Regions from separate parts of the Homo sapiens genome. Here region 1 is linked to region 2. The links are chromatin contacts, found by Hi-C or POLR2A ChIA-PET in ENCODE. All regions are on one chromosome and are shown on one strand. Each heading gives the region's core, a stretch centred on a gene start or an enhancer-like site at or near the end of the contact. The rest is flanking DNA. Distances are from core to core; before and after follow the strand shown.

The links. Hi-C counts contacts between places; a loop is a spot of excess contacts on that map. ChIA-PET counts read pairs that join two places held with the same protein, here RNA polymerase II (POLR2A). Pooled maps may share reads with other maps.
Region 1: a pooled map shows a loop between it and region 2 (2.7-fold over the local background). The contact joins two enhancer-like sites. A Hi-C loop is called at or near these places in 1 of 50 pooled maps. POLR2A ChIA-PET finds 5 or more read pairs at or near these places in 3 of 52 experiments (HEK293, Panc1 and activated CD8-positive, alpha-beta memory T cell).

The regions. Positions count from the first base shown.
Region 1 is chr1:16,011,128-16,014,802 of GRCh38, reverse strand. It overlaps HSPB7 (heat shock protein family B (small) member 7), which reads left to right. Exons shown (of 3, transcript NM_014424.5): 3 at 1-774. Among named protein-coding and RNA genes, the nearest start is that of HSPB7, 5.1 kb to the left of the region's middle. RefSeq lists silencers at 1,295-1,554, 1,705-1,914. Within about 2 kb of position 2,127, at least 28 of the 41 ENCODE cell types and tissues checked have a DNase peak (open chromatin) inside an H3K27ac peak, as active enhancers do.
Region 2 is chr1:15,695,250-15,698,581 of GRCh38, reverse strand. The region is part of intron 1 of PLEKHM2 (pleckstrin homology and RUN domain containing M2); the gene reads right to left. Among named protein-coding and RNA genes, the nearest start is that of PLEKHM2, 13 kb to the right of the region's middle. RefSeq lists enhancers at 1,267-1,336, 1,407-1,466, 1,477-1,526, 1,537-1,586. Within about 2 kb of position 1,506, at least 10 of the 41 ENCODE cell types and tissues checked have a DNase peak (open chromatin) inside an H3K27ac peak, as active enhancers do.

The sequences.
Region 1 (3,675 bases), core at 878-3,377, 320 kb before region 2:
CTGCTCCCATGCAGACAGGATCACCTAACAGAGATGGAAGCCAGGGCATGGATGGGGCTTTGGGTCCTCGAGGTTGGACCCCAGCTTCTTGCCACCTTCCCCTCCGGGCAGTCAGCTCTCCATCCATCCCCCTCTTTAATCTATGAATCTATAGGCTCGGTGTGTGTAACACACACACCCCTATCGTTGTCCTTCAAATACTCAGCATTACCATTGGTTGAGGCCAAATTCAGAGCTTTCTCAAATCAGATTTACAATCTCCATTTTCATTAACGGGGAAACATCCCCGAGCCACTGAGTGCTGTGCTTTGTCACTGAAGGTTAGATCTGAACCCAGGGTGTCAACTGCTGCTCTCAACTCCCCACCTCTGGGCACTGAGGAGTATTTCCCCTCATTCTACCTCTCTAAGGCTATGCAACCCTCCCCACGTCTTCCAGCTGGGGGATGGGGGGGAGTCATAGGAAAAGCCCCCATCTCCCATCTGGGATAGGGACCTTCCATCAGCCTTAACCCTGGGAAATGCCTGCTGCCCCCAATGACTCTTGGTTTCGTCTCCCACATACAGAAGCAGGGTGGAGGGGAAGGGTGGGTCTCAGTTAGCAGGGGTCCCCAGGGCAAGTCAGCCTCCTCCCTCCATGCCTCTCTGGTCAGTGTGCCTTAGGGTGGCCTCTCACTCCCACCACTCTGGGCCCCTTGGGGGAGGACTGGGGAGGGGGCCGTGGGAGAGCCCTGACGCTGGAACCTGTATACACAATAAAGGACAGTCTCACAGACTTCTGGAGGCCGCCTGCCTGGAGTTCTCAAACTTAGGGCAGGGCTGGAAACCCTGAGAGAAACAGACACACCTTCTTTGAGATTTGGGGATGGGGGTTGTAGCTCAAGTTAAAGCTGAAGACCTCACAAAATGTGGGCGTTCCTCGGCCTCCTCCGTGGGCTCCCCAGACCCCCCTGGGCAGGAACCCCAGGATTGTTTCTGGAAAACCCTTGCAACACCTTCTCGTCCAACTGCCTGCCCTTCCCTTTTTATTATTTCTTTCCTTCCAGAGATATTTACTGTCCTGCTATGTGGCGGGCACTGTTTCAGTCCCAGGCGCAGGGACGCAAAGGTGGGCAGGCTGCACCGGGTCGCCTGCCCTCTTGAAGCCCTTCTTGTACCTAATGGGGATTCTGCGGCCCAGAGAGTCTGAGTGACTGGCCCAGGGTCACACAGCCCCAGAGGCAAAGCCAGCTGGAACTTGGGGGCGGGGGTGTCCGGGTTGGTTCAGGGAGCCTGGGGAGGGGAGCTCTCCGGAGGGGTCCCCCACCCCTCACACCCCCAGGCTTGCTCCCCAGTGCAGCTCCACCGGCTGCGGTCAGGAGGAGGGGAGGGGATCAGAGGGGGCGCGGTATTTCCAGCCTCCATGACTCACTGATTCCACTGGGCTATTTGCAGCCCCGACACTCATTGGCGCGAGGTTGGGGGAGGAGCCAGCCTGGCTCCCCCTCCCACGCCCCCCACCCGGGGTCAGGCTCACCTTGGCGTACGGATCTCAGCGAGCCCTCCCTCGGCCGGCCGGTGCTGGGAAAGGGGGCAGCTTCCCAAGTGGTCAGTGGGGCCGAAAACCACCCCCAGCCCCCAGCAGCCCCCTCCCCAGACAGCAGTTTGCGAGGATGAGGACTGCTCAGGGGACCAAGCGGCCGCTGGGCCGCTGGGGCACGTCGGGTCTGAAGGAGCCCTTGGCCGCCAGCCCGGCCAAGGTGACCCTGCGGTAGGGGAGGGCGGGTCGGCCGCGGGGCTTTCGCCGGCTCCGCCCCCTGGGCGCCCAGACTGGCCGCGGCGCTTTGTCTCCCAGCGCCCCCAACCCCCTTCCAGGCTAAATATAGGCCTGGCTGCAGGCCCTGCGCCCCGCCCCCACCCGGAAGAGTAATTATAGCCGCCCCATTCATTGAGCAACTAGTGTGTGCCAGGCGCGCCGCTGATTCCCACAAGAGTCCTGCAAAGCAGGTACTATGATTAACGGTGTGCCTAGAAGGACACGGAGGATCAGCGAGGTCAGGCAACTGGCCCAAGGTCACCCAGCCTGGAAGTGGCACGGTTGGGATGTGAATCCTTGCTATGGCTCTGGAAGGCCATCTGCTGGGTCAACCTGGATCAGTCGCCACCACCAATGGGCTGAGGCAGCTTCCCTCCTCCCACCCTGGCAGCCCCCACAGGGAAAGGGGGCTCTCGCGTCTTGTAGCTTTGGGGGTGGGCCTGGGCAGCAGGTAGGGGAAATTGAAAAGACGCAGCTCTCTGGGGCTGGAGACCTGTGAGAAAGTCCAGGTCAGGTAGTACCAGAGACTGGGAGGGGCAGAGAGGACCTAGAAGGTTTCCTCACTTTGAAGGCCTAGCAGAGGCCAAAGGCCTCCTCCTCCAGGAAGCCCTCCAGAGCCAGAGCACAAAGAGCCCAGGCAGATGTTCAGAGCCCCTTCCCAAACCCTGTCTTCAAAGTCAGATGGAAGTAGCGCATGCTCAGGAGCCTGAGGTGAGAGGATCTCTTGAGCCCAAGGTTTAGAGACCAGCCTGGGCAACATGGCAAGAACCCGTCTCTACACAAAATACGAAAATTAGCTGGTATGGTGACGTGCACCTGTGGTCCCAGCTAGTCGGGAGGCTGAAGTGGGAGGATGGCTGGAGTCCAGGAGATGGAGGCTTCAGCGAGCCGTGATCGCACCACCGCACTCTATCTTGGGTGACACAGTGAGACCCTGACTCAAATAAAATAAAAAATGACCGGGTGTGGTGGCTCACTCCTGCATTCCCAGCACTTTGGGAGGCTGAAGAGGGTGGATTGCCTGAGCTCAATAAATACAAAGTATTTATTTGAAATCAGCCTGGACAACATGGCAAAACTGCATCTCCACAAAAAATGCAAAAATTAACAGGGTATGGTAGCACATGCCTGTAGTTCCAGCTACTTGGGGGTTGAGGCTGGAGGACTTGCTTGAGCACTGGTGGTTGAGGCTGCAGTGAGCCATGTTTGAGCCACTACACTTCAGCCTGGGCAATAGAGTGAGAACCTGTCTCAAAAAAAAAAGAAAAAGAAAAAAAAAGTGACCTTTTGTATTTGACATCTTTCACCTCGCATAATGTTTTCGAGATTCATCTATATTGTAGCATGGACCAATAATCTTTTCCTTTTTAAGGCTGAAACATATTCTGTTGCATGGCTAGGTCACAATTTGCTTACCTTTTCATCAGTTGATGGATGCTTGGGTTTGGTTCCACCCTTTGGTTTTGGTGACTAGTGCTGCTCTGTGCACTCGTGCAGATTTTCTTTTTTTTCTTTTTGAGACAGAGTTTCACTCTTGTCACCCAGGCTGGAGTGCAATGGCGCGATCTCGGCTCACTACAACCTCCGTCTCCTGGGTTCAAGCGATTCTCCTGCCTTAGCCTCCTGAGTAGATGGGATTACAGGCGTGCACCACCATGCCTGGCTAATTTTATATTTTTAGTAGAGACGGGGTTTCACCATGTTGGCCAGGCTGGTCTGGAACTCCTGACCTCAGGTGATCCACCCACCTTGGCCTCCCAAAGTGCTGGGATTACACCGGCCACTGCACGCCTGGCCATTTGTGCAGATTTTCACATGGACGAATGTTTTCACTTCTCTTGAGTATATATCTAGGAGCAGAATTGCTGGGTCCTCTGAAAG
Region 2 (3,332 bases), core at 257-2,756:
AGCAAGACTATGTCAAAAAAAAAAAAAAAAAAGAAAGAAAGAAAGAAAGAAAAAGAAAGAAAAACAAAAATGCTGTTGGCTGGGAGTGGTGGCTCACACCTATAATCCCAGCATTTTGGGAGCCCAAGGCAGGAAGTTCGCTTGAGCCCAGGAGTTCAAGACCAGCCAGGGCAACATAGCAAGACCCCTGTCCCTACAAAATACTAAAAAATTAGCCAGGCCTGGTGGCACACACCTATAGTCCCAACTACTTGGGATGATGAGGCGGGAGGATTGCTTTAGCCCAGGAGCTTGAGGTTGCAGGGAGTTATGGTTGTGTACTGCAGCCTGGGTGACAGAGCAAGACCCTGTCTCTAAAAATAAAAAATAAAAAATAAAAATAATATTAAAAAGAAAAATGCTGTCCTTCAGCGATGTCTTAGAAGGGCAGTCAATGCCCCTAGCCAGGAAGGGCGTGTGCCCAGACTGGGTGGCAACCTGGGTCTGGTAAAGTCCCCCAACGTGTAGAGCTGTCATAAAGGGTTTATCCACCATGGGACTGCATCGATCTTTAAGCAAGTTTGGTGAAATCAATGCTTCTTAACCATTCATTTGCCACTAAATACAGCAGCTAATTGCACAGGTTTCTTTGCCCACCTCCGAAATTACTGCTCATTAGTCCTTCTGCTGGAGAGTTGGTAGACTCTCTGCTTTACTGGCAGCTCTATTGAAAGATATGCAGGGGGTGACCAGCCTGGGCAACATGGCGAGACCCTGTCTCTACTAAATGTACAAAAAAAAAAAATTAGCTGGGCATGGTGGCATACACCTGTAGTCCCAGCTACTTGGTAGGCAGAGGCTGCAGTAGCTGTGATTGCACCACTGCATCCCAGTCTGGGTGACAGAGTGAGACCCTGTCTCAAGAAAAAGAAAGACATGCAGGGGGAAAGCTGGAAAAAAGCAGGTACTTGAATTATCTGTGCATTTCATTTTTCTGTGGATTTCATTTTTCTGTGCTTTCTTTGTGGTGTAGGAAAAATGACAGCTGAAAGTGACTAGCCTACTTGGGCACAGATCTCTAGCATAATTGACAGAACATGGTTTCCAAAAGCAGCTAAATGCTTCCTCTTCCCGGAAGGGGAGTGTGCAAGCCTCAAGGTACTATGATTACTCTGGCTGAGAACTCAGCACAGGGATTGACTTCTTACGGAGGGACCGAGGACTCCTCTTAAGGTGGGGAGAAAACTGCTAAGAGGTTCTGCCAAGGGGCCCCTCAGCGAACACCAGAGACCTAGAAGCCAGCCAATGGCCTGAAAAACAGAGTGCACACGATTCTACTCCATTCTTCTACTGCTGGGACGGAAGCAGGAGCTGGCAGAGACCCTGAGCTCGGTTTTCTGAGCTCTGCACGCTCAGTGTTGTGTGTGGCACTGGCGGAGGAGAAGGGAGTTTTTCAAAGCCTCATTTTAACCAGGCTTTCAAAGCACAGAAGCTTCAGCTGGCGTGTTCATCTTTCACTTCCCTTTTCCTCTCCTGTGCCTACACCACCACCTCATGAGTGCCTCCCCCACCCAGACAACCCAAGTATGGCCAAGGGAAATGCTCACTCTGTCACTGTCTAAATCACAATGTTAGGCTGGGGGATCCTGGGGGGACCCTTGCTGCCATTCCAAGGCCCGTGCAATACAGTCAGATATTCTACAGGCTGAAAACGTAAATACAAGGCTAGAAAGCATGATGGACCTTCCTGGATTACAAATCCATAATGGATAGTAAAGGACATTAGGGAGGACTTGGGGTGTACACCTATCCCACTGCAATTTGTTTGATGTCTGTCTCCTCTTCCAGAATGTCTGCCCCACGGGGGAAGGAGCTTGGTAGGATTTGCTCACTGTTGATTCCTATGACGAGAAGAGTGCTCAGCACATAATACTCACTCAACAAATATTTGTGCCCAGGCGCGGTGGCTCATGCCTGTAATCCCAACACTTTGGGAGGCCGAGGCGGGCGGATCACCTGAGGTCAGGAGTTCGAGACCAGCCTGACCAATATGATGAAACCCCGTCTCTACTAAAAATACAAAAATTAGCCGGGCGTGGTGGCGGGCGCCTATAATCCCAGCTACTCGGGAGGCTGAGACAGGAGAATTGCTTGAACCCAGGAGACGGAGGTTGCAGTGAGCCAAGATTGTGCCACTGTATTCCAAGCCTGGGCAAGAAGAGCAAAACTCCGTCTCAAAACAAAACAAAACAATAAAAACAAATATTTGTTAGGTGGTTTTATGGAGGACTGGCCCCCAGACTTGACCCATGGGGACGTGTTATCTGTTACTTCAAGACCAACACCATGGAGAAGGAAAAGGGTCAGAGAAATGGGAAAGAGCAAGAGCCAGAAAATGGTTTGAATCCCAGCCCTGCTCCTTGTGAGCTTAATAACCTCTGGCAGTTTACTTCTCTAAACTCCATTCCCTCATGTGTTAAACAGGCATCGGGTGGGTGTGGTGGCTCATGCCTGTAATCCCAGCACTTTGGGAAGCCAAGGTGGAGAATGGCTTGAGCCCAGAAGTTTCAGAGCAGCCTAGGCGACATGGCAAAACTCCATCTCTACAAAAAAAAAAAAAAATATAGAAAAAATTAGTTGGACGTGGTGGTGCACACCTGTAGTACCAGCTATTCAGGAGGGCTGAGGTAGGAGGATTACTTGATCCTGGGAGGTCGAGGCTGCAGTGAGCTGAGATCACACCACTGCACTCCACCCTGGGTGACAGAGCAAGACCCTGTCTCAAAAAACAAACCCCAAGGCCAGGTGCGGTGACTCACACCTGTAATCCCAGCACTTTGGGAGGCTGAGGCGGGCAGATCACCTGAGTTGGAGACCAGCCTGGCCAACATGGTGAAACCCCATCACTACTAAAAATACAAAAATTAGCCAGGCGTGGTGATGGGCATCTGTAATCCCAGCTACTTGGGAGGCTGAGGCAGGAGAATCATTTGAACCTGGGAGGCAGAGGTTGCACTGAGCTAAGATGGCGCCACTGTCCTCCAGCCTGGTGAAAGAGCGAAACTCTGTCCAAAAAAACCCCAAAAAACCCAAAGTGCCCCGACATCATGGGCCACTGACCCAGGAAACACATGTAAACATGCCAACTGTAGGGCCTGGCATGTAACAGGTGCCGAATAAACTAAATGTTAAGGATTCATGTGGTTTTATTACTCCCCTTCCTCTCAACATGTTCAGGACTCTCATGCCTCAGCAGTCTGTGAACACCAAAAACAACTTGGAGCAAAAGTGTGAACAATGAAGGTTGATTACCCTCAAAAATTAAGTTTGGAGATTTTTGTGTATTTCAAGCA